3 separate regions of the Mus musculus genome follow, and regions 1 and 3 are each linked to region 2. A link is a contact called in ENCODE Hi-C or POLR2A ChIA-PET data. All regions are on one chromosome and are shown on one strand. Each heading gives the region's core, a stretch centred on a gene start or an enhancer-like site at or near the end of the contact. The rest is flanking DNA. Distances are from core to core; before and after follow the strand shown. Region 1 overlaps Zdhhc18 (zinc finger, DHHC domain containing 18). Region 2 holds the start of Pigv (phosphatidylinositol glycan anchor biosynthesis, class V). Region 3 overlaps Arid1a (AT rich interactive domain 1A (SWI-like)).

What was found. A loop is a pair of places that touch in the nucleus more often than their neighbours do. ChIA-PET counts read pairs that join two places held with the same protein, here RNA polymerase II (POLR2A).
Region 1: POLR2A ChIA-PET joins it to region 2 with 10 read pairs in embryonic stem cell. The contact joins the enhancer-like site here to the promoter of Pigv in region 2. POLR2A ChIA-PET finds 5 or more read pairs at or near these places in 4 of 5 experiments (Patski and embryonic stem cell).
Region 3: a loop to region 2 is called in a map of heart, with 4 times the contacts of the local background. The contact joins the enhancer-like site here to the promoter of Pigv in region 2. A Hi-C loop is called at or near these places in 8 of 37 maps with a recorded cell type or tissue (gastrocnemius, heart, left cerebral cortex and 1 more). POLR2A ChIA-PET finds 5 or more read pairs at or near these places in 4 of 5 experiments (Patski and embryonic stem cell).

What each region holds. Positions count from the first base shown.
Region 1 is chr4:133,623,249-133,627,726 of GRCm38, forward strand. Zdhhc18 (zinc finger, DHHC domain containing 18) reads right to left here. Exons shown (of 8, transcript NM_001017968.2): 2 at 3,952-4,112. Among named protein-coding and RNA genes, the nearest start is that of Zdhhc18, 7.9 kb to the right of the region's middle. Within about 2 kb of position 2,648, at least 1 of the 3 ENCODE cell types and tissues checked has a DNase peak (open chromatin) inside an H3K27ac peak, as active enhancers do.
Region 2 is chr4:133,670,065-133,674,016 of GRCm38, forward strand. It overlaps Pigv (phosphatidylinositol glycan anchor biosynthesis, class V), which reads right to left and starts at 2,583. Exons shown (of 4, transcript NM_178698.5): 1 at 2,255-2,583.
Region 3 is chr4:133,704,594-133,709,108 of GRCm38, forward strand. The region is part of intron 4 of Arid1a (AT rich interactive domain 1A (SWI-like)); the gene reads right to left. Among named protein-coding and RNA genes, the nearest start is that of Mir7227, 10 kb to the right of the region's middle. Within about 2 kb of position 2,523, at least 1 of the 3 ENCODE cell types and tissues checked has a DNase peak (open chromatin) inside an H3K27ac peak, as active enhancers do; it is heart, where a contact is called at or near this core.

The DNA.
Region 1 (4,478 bases), core at 1,398-3,897, 47 kb before region 2:
CAGAGAATTAGGCAGACCAGGAGCCTGCCGCCCTAGCACCTAGGAAAGACAGACACAGAAGAACACCAGCTTGGTCTATATATTGACCCAAATATGTCCAACCAAGCCAGCCAAGGATACATAGAGAGACCCTATTTCAAAACAACAAACAAACAAAAGAAAGATAACAACAAAGAAAGAAACAAAGAAAGAAATGAAGGCAGAGCAGGGAAGGGTAAAAATCCTACAAGCTAGCCAGGCGTGATGGTGCACGCCTTTAATCCCAGCACTCGGGAGGCAGAGGCAGGCGGATTTCTGAGTTTGAGGCCAGCCTGGTCTACAGAGCGAGTTCCAGGACAGCCAGGGCTATACAGAGAAACCCTGTCTCGAAAAAAAAAACAAAAACAAAAACAAAACAAACAAATAAAAAAATCCTACAAGCTGAATTCCAGGGACTGCTTCTGAGGAGAGCAAGTGGAGGGTGCTAGGTAATCAATCTCTCAAACTCCCAAGCTTAAGAGGGTGAAAGGCAAAACTGAGCCCAGAGAAACACAGCTGAGGGGAGAAAGGAGGGCAGCCTGGTTGGCAAGGTCCTGAGCCTGCCTGGGAAGGAAGAAAGGAGGCAGCCTGACCTGGAAGGGGCCCATGGGTCAGCCAGGCACAGGCAGTCACACACTGGCCGTGAGCATCACAGGTCACCACAGAGGGCAGTGTCTGTCCTGTGAGTATACCTGGGCCTGGGTGAGTACCTTGGAGTGGGCTATCTCTTGTCTACCATCAGATAAAGATCGACTTAGGAACAAGTTTCCTACTCTAAAACTGCCCCAGAACTTGGGATGATCTAGCCATGCTGCCTGCTAGCTGACAAGCCCAGACCTCACCCCAGGAAGGTGACCAACTGCCTCAGTTTACCTCAGGTGGTTTCTCAAGACAAGGCTTTCAGTTCTGAAACTTTTCTGGTTTTTGGCAAACTGGGAGGAGCTGGTCCCATGTCTCAGGCTGTCTCTATCAGGCTCAGGGCCCCGCATTCATTCAGTTCTTGTTCCTATGAATATTTACTTCCGAGCCAGGAAGGCTTGGGGGACCTTAGTCTCTTTTAGTAAAATGTCTTTCACCTCTGACAGAAACTTCCTGGCCACACCTCAAAGCCTAGGCTTCTAGGAGTGCTTAAAGGTCCCAATAATGCCACTTTCAGACATGGCTGTTCTCAGGTGAGTCTTAGGCGCTGATTCCATACCACCTTTCAGCTTGGCTTCTCTGTACTTTTCAGCGTGTTCCAGCTAATGTGGCCTGCTCAGCATCCCCATGCCTGGCTCTGCTCTTTCCTGCTCCATCCTCTTTGCTCTTCCGCTGCCTGGAGGGCCCCTTCATGCAACTCCTTGTGCTTGAAGGCCAGGTAACCTCACAGGGTGGCAACTGTCACCTCTCAAAGCCTCCCACATAGAGGAGGTGCTCAATTCCTGGATTATCTTCCAAAGCCTCTTCAGATCAGATCTCTGCACCGAACTCGGACCTGACCCCACAGGCTTCGGATCACACTCCTGTCTTGAGACTCTGGTTGGCTGCCAGGAGCCAGCGTGTAGAACCAGCACTGGACTGCATGTCCCCGCCATGTCCTCCTGGGAAGACACCAAACCGTCTCCCAGGTCCCCAGTGCAGCAGGGGCAGCCTCCAGGAGCCCCCCCATTCCTCATCATCCTTCCACCCACCCCTTTCTTTAGCTAACACCCAGAACTCCCTGCACAGTGATGAGGTGAACCACACATCCACGTCCTTATCTCCCTTGCCCATACACCCCAGTGAAGAACAATTTCGTCATGACCGCCATGAGGCCAGGAACAGAAAGGGAAGAAGGCACGTGGGGCTGTGTCATAGAAGGTCTGGCCCAGGTTACAGGACACTAAAGTGTTTTTTCTTTTCTTTTTCTTTTTTTCTTTTTTTTTTTTTCGAGACAGGGTTTCTCTGTATAGCCCTGGCTGTCCTGGAACTCACTCTGTAGACCAGACTGGCCTCGAACTCACACTAAAGTGTTGATGAAGGATTCAAGGGAGGTGCCCATTTGCCATCCTTACACAGGAAGCCCGGAGTGTGGGGAGACGGCCGTCTCCTCTCCCTTTCCCTTCGGCCCCTTGTTTGGAGACTGCATTGGCACATCTGGCCAATGGGATCACCACCCCGCCCCCACGCACGTGGGCAGATGTGAAGACCGGTGGGACTAACCGTGGACAGTATTAGACACACAGTCAAGCTCTCCACAAACATGGAGCTCACTGTTGTTTCTGACCTAGCAGCTCAGAAGCCAGGGGGTTCCAGGCAGCCAGGCCTCTGTGTCCGGCTGAATCGTACCATAACCCTGCTGCAGGGTTAGCTTGACTGAAGGGAAGGTGAACCCAGTGGCTGCTCTCAAACTCAGGTCACAGTCAGAGGATGTAGATTGGGGGGTGGGGTGGGGGAAGGAAGCCAGTTTCTAGCGGAAGACCACGAGTGTGGCTGCCCCGCCCCACCCTGGGCAGAGGAGGTGGTATGAACAGGCAAAGTGGAGAGGTAGCCTCCTGGGACCCCCTGAGCTGCTCCAGACTCAGCAAAAAACGATTCCTGGGATTAGACATGGCTGGGCTCCGACATTTGCACGTCACCAGATCTCACCAGGCCAGCTAGGTGGTTAAACGCCTGTGTGAACACTGCCTTCTTAGGGCGACGAGCCAACCATGACCGGAAACCCTGGAGGTGTACAAACATCCGAGTCACTTCTCAGCAGGAAGGAGCTGGGGTGGGGCCAGAGGAGATGAAGGTCTCTCTGGGCCTGGAGCTCAGCTCTCTCCTCTGGGAAGAATAAAGGGTTGGTTACCCAGAGGCCCAGGGAGACAGGCTCTTTCTGGGTACCCAGCTTTTCCTTCCTCTATGCTTTTAGCTCTGTGGATGGACACTTTTCTTCTCACCACAGCATCCAGGGCTTGTCCTGATGTAGGCCGTGCCCTATGCTGCGCCCTGGCCTGCTCCCCTGCCCAGATCTGGGCCTCTTTGCTCAGAGGCTACCTCCTTCCTGGGCCTTCCCTAGTCCTGTGCCTCCTCCCTAACATCCTACTTACTTGTCACTGTCCTCCTCGTACCCTAGCATGTCACCTCGACCTCCAGGAGGACAGAGGTTACTGTGGTTTTCTTTCATTCCTCGTCAACAGCATCTGGAAGAGCTCACAGTGCACAGCAGGGTTCATTCAATAAATGTCTCACGATTGAGTGAATAAGGAGTACACAAATGTTTAGCCAAAGGTGGGGGAGGTCCCACAACCCCAGCACTTAAATGAAGGCATCTTCAGCTACATACTGAATTCAAGGCCAGCCTAGACTACATGAGACCTAATCTGGAGTGGAAGAAAAAAACGTACATAAATTTCTATGAGCAGGGGCTCAGGCCAACTGCTGTCCGAAAGCACATCACAGTCTGTGCACTTCCCGCGCCATCTTTTGTTTATTTGTTTGTTTTTCTGAGACAAGGTCTCAATATGTAGCGCTGACTGTCCTGCAACCTGCTCTGTAGACTAGGCTGGCCTCCAACTCACAGAGATCCACTTGCCTCCTGCCCCCTCGGAGCTGGGATAAAAGTCGTGTACCACCACTGCCCGGCCTCAGCTGTGTGATCTTGAACCATGTACTTAACCTCTCTGTGTCTCATTTCATGAATGAATAGGAAGAGAGTACCAGTATTGACCTCGCTGGCTTATGGAGATTAAGTAGTCAGGCATACAGGCGGCTTAAAGCATGCTAGGCACCCCAGAAGCACTCAGCTCAGTGCTGGCTGCCAGTATTTCTTGCTTACATATTTGCCTGCTTGCTCACTGTCTGTCTCCCCCTGTCACAGTGTCAGTCACAGCCTGCTTCGCTCACTGCTACATCCGTAATTCCTAGCAGAGCGGCACAGGAGAAAGCCAGGCTGCGGGACGCTGCGGGCAGGACTAGGAGTAAGAGCCTCACCGATCTGCTTCTCCAGGGCAGCGGCCTCACAGATGGTGGCCCGGGGCAGGATGCCAGGGTCCGTGAAACTGGTCTGCAGGAGACAGCTCATGACGAAGAAGAAGAGGATGGCAGCGATGATAGGAATGGCCAGGGTCAGTGTGCGGGCCAGGTAGGGACAGCTAGGAAAGAAGAGAGTTCAGGTTACTCCAGGCTCCCCGCTACTGCCCCACAGAGTACCTTCTAGAAAAGAGCCTCTCGGGGGCTGATGAGATGGCTCAGCGGTTAAGAGCGCCGACTGCTCTTCCGAAGGTCCTGAGTTCAAATCCCAGCAACCACATGGTGGCTCACAACCATCCGTAACGAGATCTGACGCCCTCTTCTGGAGTGTCTGAAGACAGCTACAGTGTACTTACTTACATATAATAAATAAATAAACATTTAAAAAAAAAAAAAAGAAAAGAAAAGAGCCTCTCCCTAAAGTGCCCGCTGGAGGTGAGTGCAGCCGCTCCCAATAAGTGCCCAGGGCAGACATTACTAGTCAATCC
Region 2 (3,952 bases), core at 1,333-3,832:
ACAAGCTGGAAAGCTAAGCTCACAGAACTTTTAAAAGCCCGTTGAAATGCTTTTATGTAGGACTCAAAGACCCGGGTTCAAAGCCCAATTTTGTCACTTGCAAGTTCTCCCTTAGTCCCTCTGAGAGTCAGTCCTGTGTGTGTAAACCAGGACACTATTCTCTACCCCTCCGATCTCACCAACTCGTCATCATGGTAAAATGGACTGAACTAAAAGGTACCGCACAAGTCAATGCCGTGGCTGCTATTATTTACCTGTGCCATTTTCCCTTTTGCCCAGAATAATAAGCGAATTCCCAAACCAGAGTCCCCAAAGTGGGGCACAGAACCATCCTAGAAGCCCGTAATTACTACACATGCCAGCTTCACTCTCTGATGTGTGTTCAGCTGGTCTGTTAAATTAAGTGGAGAAGGAAAAGAAAACCACTGCTCAGCAGGACTCCGGCCAGCTCCCACTGCTAAAACAAACTCGGGGAAGACAGAGTCTACCACTCGGGACGGGGTAAACAGCCATTTCCCATCTCCGCGGGAGTGGCGGCAAACTCATACAAAAACCCAGTGCCATTCTGAGGCACAGAATGCACATCAAGGCATTTCTTTAAAAACACAATTTAATAGCAGTCACAGCTCTTACTGTGTTTAAGCAAGGAGAGGAAGAGCCCCGTCTTTCTTCTCTCACGTGGCTAACACCCTCTAAACTTTTAGGCTACACTTGCTTTCTGGAATTTTCTGATCCCACCAGACAGCCCTATATTCTCACTGCCTCATGCTCTGCCATCTTTATCTTCCTATCTGTTCCTTATGAGGACGGGGGCTTTGTCTCCTAACTCTATTATATCCCAGGACCCAGCATGTAAACAGACATCTGTTCTCCCAAGTGCACGAAGTAGCAAGGACAGGATAGAGAATCGTCAAGTTTTCTGACGCTAGAACTAAGATCACTGGTCCAAGCATTTCTCCCATCGTGTTTCTGGTTAGAAAGCAAGATGGCCCAGCGGGCAAAGGCACTTGCCACTACAGTGACCCATAGGCTGAAGATGAGAAGACACTCCCACAAAGTTGTTCTCTGTCCTCACTTAGGTGTGCCAAGGCGCACCTGTAGCTCCACACATATATACATAAACATATGCACATAAAATAGAATTAAAAAAAAAAAAAGCAAATGACAAAGTCACAGAAAGCATGGGAGAAAAGAAAAAATTCTCCGCCAAGGGAACAAGACTGGTTAATAGCGGTAGTACCCCATCCTCGGCACGAGGGGGCGCCTGCTGCTTACTTCATCACCAGGAGACCGGGAGAAAAGGAGGCCCCCTCACCTCCCAACTCCATGTCGGTTTATTTAGGACAATTCAGTTTAAAGTTAAGCCGCAGGAAACAGCATTTTCTGACTACCCACGATATCTCCAACACTGGATTCACTAAACCCAAATAAATGACAGAAACATGGACACCCAACTCAAACTCAATCAATCTCTCCCTCCCTCCCTCTCTTTTCCCTGGCCTCCAATCCGCACGCACAAAGGAGGCAGAGAGAGGAAAAGTACTGAATCCACCTCTGCATCTTGATTCTCAGTCCTTCCCTCTTTCAAACTCTGGCATCAGTGGCCACAGGAGATGCAACCCACACTCAAGTTAAACAAAGTAAAATCAAGACAGTCAATTATCTCTCTAGCTATTTTGCCAACACCCCTTTGAAAGAAGCCCCTTGCCAAATCAGACTCTTAACTGGCCGGATGCTTAGAACCAACCAGTTTCATTTTTCTTTAATTTACCCGTGAAATAGGCTCCAGAGATCTCATTAGACACCAGTAAGACTGTGTAATTACCATCGCCATTTTATGGATGTGAAAACTGAGGCTCACTGGAGCCAAGTGACACGCCCACCACTTAAAGCTCCTCACGCACTGCTTTCTAAAACCTATGTCCACAGTCAGGAGAGCTTTTTGCCATAAACAAAGGGTATGCATTCCTTGTCCAGCCAGGACATCCAAGGCTTAGCCCAGAACTTTCTCCAACTGTAGCACATGTTGTTGCTGGAAGCTTATGGTGATGGGCCCTAACTGGGAAAGATCTGTTGAACTGGAGTCCTGGATTTTCTGCGGAAGGCTAATACTCTCAAATGGGTGCTGCGTTATGACCCAGAGGCAACGTGGAGCGAGCCGCCTCCTTCTGCTAAGCCCTGCCATACTGGGAGCCCGTTCCAGCCTGCTCTTTTCGGACACAGTTCCTACCCAGGACGGGACAGTGACCCTCACCCCAAGGGAGCCACGGCCCAGGGCTTCGTCCCGGGGGAATCGCGGGGCCGGGCCAGGCAACGGGGCCGGAAGCAGACGAGGGCCGGAGGCTGCAAAGGAAGAGGCGGCGCCGGAGGCTGCTATGGCGGAGGGGCGGGGCTCCTCGCTTCTCTACAGCCTCCGCCTAATTTCTCTCGGCCTGCGTTTGACAGCTTCCCTCCCCGGAGGACTCCAGAGTTGCAGAGCTGGCGCCGGATCCTCCGCGCCCGCGCGTCCAGACCACCCCCGCGGAGCTCCAACTTCAGCGCCTCCATCCGGGTCCCGTCCGTGCCGCGCCTGCGCGCCGGCTCGGCCGACGGCGGCCCCGCCCCGCTCCTGCCCGGACTCGGAGCGCCCCGCCCCCCTCCTCGGCGGCCATGTTGACCCCAGCTAGGGCGGGGGCCGAGGCGGCGGCGGTGAGTCGCACCTTCCCGGCGTGGTGACACCTGAGGAGTAGGCCTCTTGACTCGCCAGCAGTTTGTGCGCGGGCGCTGCGCTCCCGGGTCGGGGCTCTCACCCCAGTCCCCTGCCGTGAGCAGCCTCTGACTTCCCGGTGTGAGCCGAGGCTGGACCCGGGCGCTGCCCCAGAGCCACGCGTTCTCTCGGTGTTCCGCCACCCCAGCTCAGCACAGGACCTGGCACACGATAGACAATATGAATAGGCAAAAGAAAGCCTTCTTGGGGTTTTTGTGGCAAGCAGCGGTACCCTGCAACTGGATGAGAAGAAAGTAGGGGAATTCCCCCTGCCTTTCCCCTCCTGGCAATGAAGGACCTCTGCCCTGCGACAGTCCTCTGTCCCACCTCAGATGACTGTATGGGACGAGGAAGGAAACCTCAGAGAACACCCCCGAGGATTCTCCCTCAAGCAGTTTCTGTCGCAGGAACTGGCGCCAAAAAAAAGAAAAAGAAAAAAAAAAAAAAAAAAAAAAAGGAAGCTAATTGAACAAAACCGCCTGTTGGGGAGGAGCGGCCAGTTGGTACCCCTGTAACTAACGGAAACTGTTAGAACAACTTTGCACCCGCCTTAGAGGAAACAGATAGTAAATCCTTCTCCGTTGGTAGATTTCTCGTTTCTCAGGATTCCAAAGCCTTGTGTGGTTTCAGTTATCTGTCCTCTCAAACGTAGCTTGGGTCTAGGTTAACCTCTGGCCACAGCCCTGGCTGAGGGAGGGGTTTATCTTCTGCAACAGCCACAAATGTGGGTGGGAACAAAGAGATGGGTCTCTATCTCTCCAAGCAAAAAAAAAAAACAAAAAAAACAAAAAAAACTAGCCTTCATCAGTTCGGTGGGGGCCAGAAGCTGTGTCTGTCTATCATCTCAGGCCCTGGGATGTCAACTGCCCCTTGGATGTTTGCGTGTAAGGTGGATAATGTATAATTTAATGACTGGTAAAGAGAAAACAGGAGTTTCCAAAGTCATTTTTCCTCCCCCCCCCGCCCCCCGAAAGCATTTGTTGCCAGTCCTGTGAGTGAAATGTCAGTGCCTCTCTAGGCACACTTGTGACTAGGGCCCGAGGTTGTGACTTGACTTTCTTACAGTCTTCGCAGCACCCTGACCTTAAAGAAACCATCCTTGCTTCGTGAATTCACAGGGGAAAATGGCATGCAAGCTCGAGGTTCTGTCTGTCCAATAAAGAATCCCTGCAGAATCTGCTTGTAAAAAAGGCAGGGGTCCTTTTG
Region 3 (4,515 bases), core at 1,273-3,772, 34 kb after region 2:
AGACAAAGTTCTGAAGGAAGTAAAGGCAGCCACCAACCTCAGTATCTTTAAACCAGGACAACAATGCAGGGAAGCCTCTGTTAAGTTCTAGAAGATGATGCGGGCAAATCCAAACATTCCTATTATGTCCTCTCAACATGCTTCCTTCCATCTGAAACCTGGTTTCTCTCCTGTTCCCAAAAGGTTGGCAAATTACCTTAGCAGACAACATCTACATCACGGCTGGCCTTAAGTGAAAACTGTGTTGATTCTCAATATCTAGGTTCCACCCGTGAAGGCATGGCTTCTTATCCTCCTTTGGTAAGTGTTAAACGGGGAAGGAGGCTCCCAGCTTGGAGGGTGATCATGGTAATCAAAGATTATGTCACAATACTTGTCAGTTCTATGCTGGTGCATGGGGGAAGAGGGAACGGGTTTAGGACACAGGAGCCAATGGATCAAGTACTGGCTCCCTTCAAATGGCACCAGAGTATGTTTGGGCTCAACACAGCTTACAGGCAGAACACCAAGTGTTTTACTAGATATGGGAAGACAACGCCACACAAGGGGTCGGTCTTGCCCTGTGGACTAAGTTTGAGAGATTTCCAACTTAACTAATGGATGTCCTAGTGGTTTCTCTACAAAGATAGTATTTCTAGGTAGACTTGGCTTCTTTCCAAAGGTCCAACCACCCCACCCCACCCCTAACAAACAGAGATAACTTGGTGATTACGTACTTGGGGGTTGGAGTTCTGGGTTTGGCTGGCATTTTCTACTGAACATTATAAAAGGAAGAAATGAGTGTATGTAAGTCAACACAAGGCAACAGATTCACCCCACAGGCCGACTCAGGGATTTGCTAAGACTCTGGCTGGAAAGATTTGATCCTTCCAGAGGAAATGCCATGACCCTCACCCGCTCATCCCCCATTTCTTTCTGGATTTTCTCTTTCTCCCCAACGCCCCCTTTTGTGTGTGTGGGGGGGAGGGCGCGGGGTGGGAAATGGGAGGGGAGATGCCCCACAACTGTTTGTTATAAAGCTAAAACTACGTCTTCAAAAAAAAAAAAATCACTGCAGATAAGCTCCACACACAGTTCAAGTTCCTAGCTCATGTTTCTGTTTCCTCTGTCTGTTTCTGCAGGAGCATTTTGGTTCCAGGCTCTACTTAACTAGTTCTGGTGGTAGCAACTGCTGCTTTATGTTGTTATTGTTGTTGATTTTGAGACAGGCTTTCTCTGAATAGCCCTGGCTGTCCTGGAACTCACTCTGAGGAACAGGCTAATAATCTCAAATCGGAGACCTGCCTGCCTCCCAAGCCCTGGCATTGAAGGTGTGTGTCATTTTGCCTGGCTGCCACTGCTGCTTTCTGATTCTACCTAAATGATTTCTGGGTCATAGATCTGGAGGGAGACAGGACCCCAGGGCCAGTCTGATAGCACTTCTGGGTCACACTGACTGTTTCTGTGTACAAGTGGGTCTCACCCTTCAACCTTTCCTAAGGAACTCAAAGTCATCAATCATTACTCAACTCTTCTTTCTCTACAGCCAGACCCAGACACAGGGTTCATCCCTCAACAATCGGCTTCAGTAGCATCAGGTGACCCAGCCGAGTAGCTATGTAGGAAATACAGACTAAATCACAAAGCATACACTCCTAAACAAATGTTTTACTTGGGAGGAGGAGGGAAGTCCTTTAAATATGTCTGTCTAGATGGCCTCCTTCATTTCTTCCCTTTTTACCACCTCCCTACACACTCTCTCCATTTCTAATGTGGGGTGTTGTTATGTATATGTGAGGAGTTTGTGTATGTGTATGGGGAGGTGCATAAGACCTGGACTAGTGTGGTGGTACAGGCCTTTAGTCCCCACAATATTAGCAGTACCAGGCCAAGGCAGCTGGATGGATCTATTTGAATTTCAGGCCAACCTTTCTACATAAGGAGTTCCTGGTCAGCCAAGGCTACATAGAGATAATGTCTCAGAAACAAAAAGACTTGAACTGTTCACGTAAGCAGGAGTGCTTTCCATCCCTGTGTGCTCTACAGGCTATTCAGAAGACAGCATGCTCTACCTGCCTAACCTTCATTTTAACTCTGTACTTTAGGGAGGTTTGCACTAGGAGTACACTACTTGTCTTCCTCCGAGGCAGGAAACTTGTGTGTAAGCAACGGCTGCAGAAGAACAAGCAACAGAGGTCCTAACAGCCCAGCATGCCTAACGGTGAGGGGAAGAGGGCTCCATTTATTCCTTTCCAAATTTCTGGTCTATAGTTTCCTCTAGCAGGCTGGGGACAAACTGAAAAACAAGTCACAGTCATCATGTGGTGAGCTTCACTGGGGAAAGGGGTCACTTCTCATCAGTCCTCTTAGGTATGACCAACTCAGGAGCCATCATATTAAAGTTCAGCTGTTTCTCAGGCTGAGGTTATTCTAAAGAAAACAAGAGGGTCCAGAAAGAAGAATCTGTGAGACACACACACAGGCAGGAAGTGTAGCTGAGCCACCAGAGACTAGAATAGAAACAGGAAATGGGCCCAGGGACAAGCATGCAGCTATGTGCAGCACAGGCTCCGGAAGGCACCGGCAGTGTCGGAGCTAGAGCAGTGTGACTGGAACGGAGAAGTGGACCAGCCGGCTCTGCCAGAGCGCAAGTGTTCTGGAAATGATGCTACACGGACATGGTACACTCTGCTCAGAGCAGTCTCACAGACACGGCAGATTGATGGGGAGCCAGGACACAGAACACTCTGGTTCAATTCTAAGTGTGGCCAGACTTTTTAAAATCCCTTTGTTTACCAAAATGCTACCAGTATTTGTCACCCTTAGAAAATAAACCAGCAAATCCTAGACAAGGACTGATGGCTCCTTTACTGTGAAAAGAACAAAAGGAAATGAAAGCAGCATCGTTCAAACCCCTCAAGTTGCCCCAGTCCTAAGCATTCCCACCATGTGTTCCTCCTCCAAAAAGAGCACAAAAGTTGGCTGAGGTCAATGCAGGAGTCATTTCATGCTTTTATTTTAGTGAATACACATGTAAGCAGAGAATGTGAGGGACTCAAGCAGACATACCAAGCATGGTGTTATGCCAACACCAAAAGTGAGAGAGAATGAAGTCCCTACCAAGACCTTTCAGCTTAGGCTTGAAGCCACAACAGAAACCTGCTTGGTCATTAAAAACAAAGCTAACCACATAGCCACATTCCTATAAACTGAGCAGGCAGGTGGGTGTTCAGGATAGCCAGGTCACAGAGTTCCAGACCACTGTCAGTTATTTAACAAAGCAACAGAGATAGACAGAGAAATGAATGTGTCTTAAGCAAAAGAAATATAACGTGTGGGGTTGGGGGCTTGGGGGGACCGACCTAGGAATTATGAGGGAGTTTAAGACGGCAGAGGAATGCTAGGGGCTGAAGCCTGAGGAGCCAGGGTCTCAAAAGTATCCACAAAACAGGTGATGTAATCTCACAAGCAGCGAGTATTGGTATCTCGCTTTAAAGCTCCCAGCCTGGTATTTCTAGTCAGGGCTTCTAACTTATTAGACATGACTGCCTAAATAAGACCAGACAAGGATAACACCAACAGGCATGGAAGGGTAACCCAAGACAAAGAACTACTGGCAACTGAGGAACAGGAAGAAAAATAGCCTTCTCCATTAAAGAACACAGCAATCCGTGACCCCAATGCCCAATCTCACCTCTGAAAACAAACTTATGGGGCTGGAGAGGTGGCTCAAGAACACTGACTGCTCTTCCAGAGGGCCTGAGTGCAATTCCCAGCAACCACACGGCAGTCCACCACCGTCTACAATGGAATCTGATGGCCTGTTTTGGCATGCAGGCATACATGTAAACAGAGCACTCATACATAAAATACACAAAAATGCAAATTAAAAAAATGTCTAGAAAACATACACAGGCACACACCTTTAATCCCAGCACTCTGGGAAGCAGAGGCAGAAAATCTCTGTGAGTTCTCTGCCTCCCAGATATACTGATTGAGTTCCAGGTCTACACAGAAAAACTGTCTATAATAAAACAAACAAAACCACACAAGCATTACACAAACTGAGTAGGTTGAATTGATTTAGAATCAACCCATTTATCTATCTATCATCCATCCAACGTTTCAAGCCTTGGGTCAACTGGATGAGGTGCCTACTACTTAACAGATCAAAGTGGATCTGGCAGCCAGGTTCTCCCTACCAGTTACAAGGCACCCCTGGCTGGCATACCCAGTCCCCTACCCTGAATTCTCCGACCCAAGGGTCTGGTCTGCTCGTCACTGTATAATACAATGATTCTAGTTGCCAGCTCTTTGTTAACTTTGGGCCTCCTGGGTGCTGCATCTAGTTCCCTGGTCTTTTCACTCCCCAGCTCATATGATCATGTCCACCCTGGACTCTTTTCACAGGTCCCTGCCTCTTGCTATGCTCTCCTACATATCTATAATAAACTTTCTTCTCCACCATACTAGGACCAGTCATGTTCCTTTTTCTTTGTATTCAATTCATATACAGTTACACATGTAACAACAATT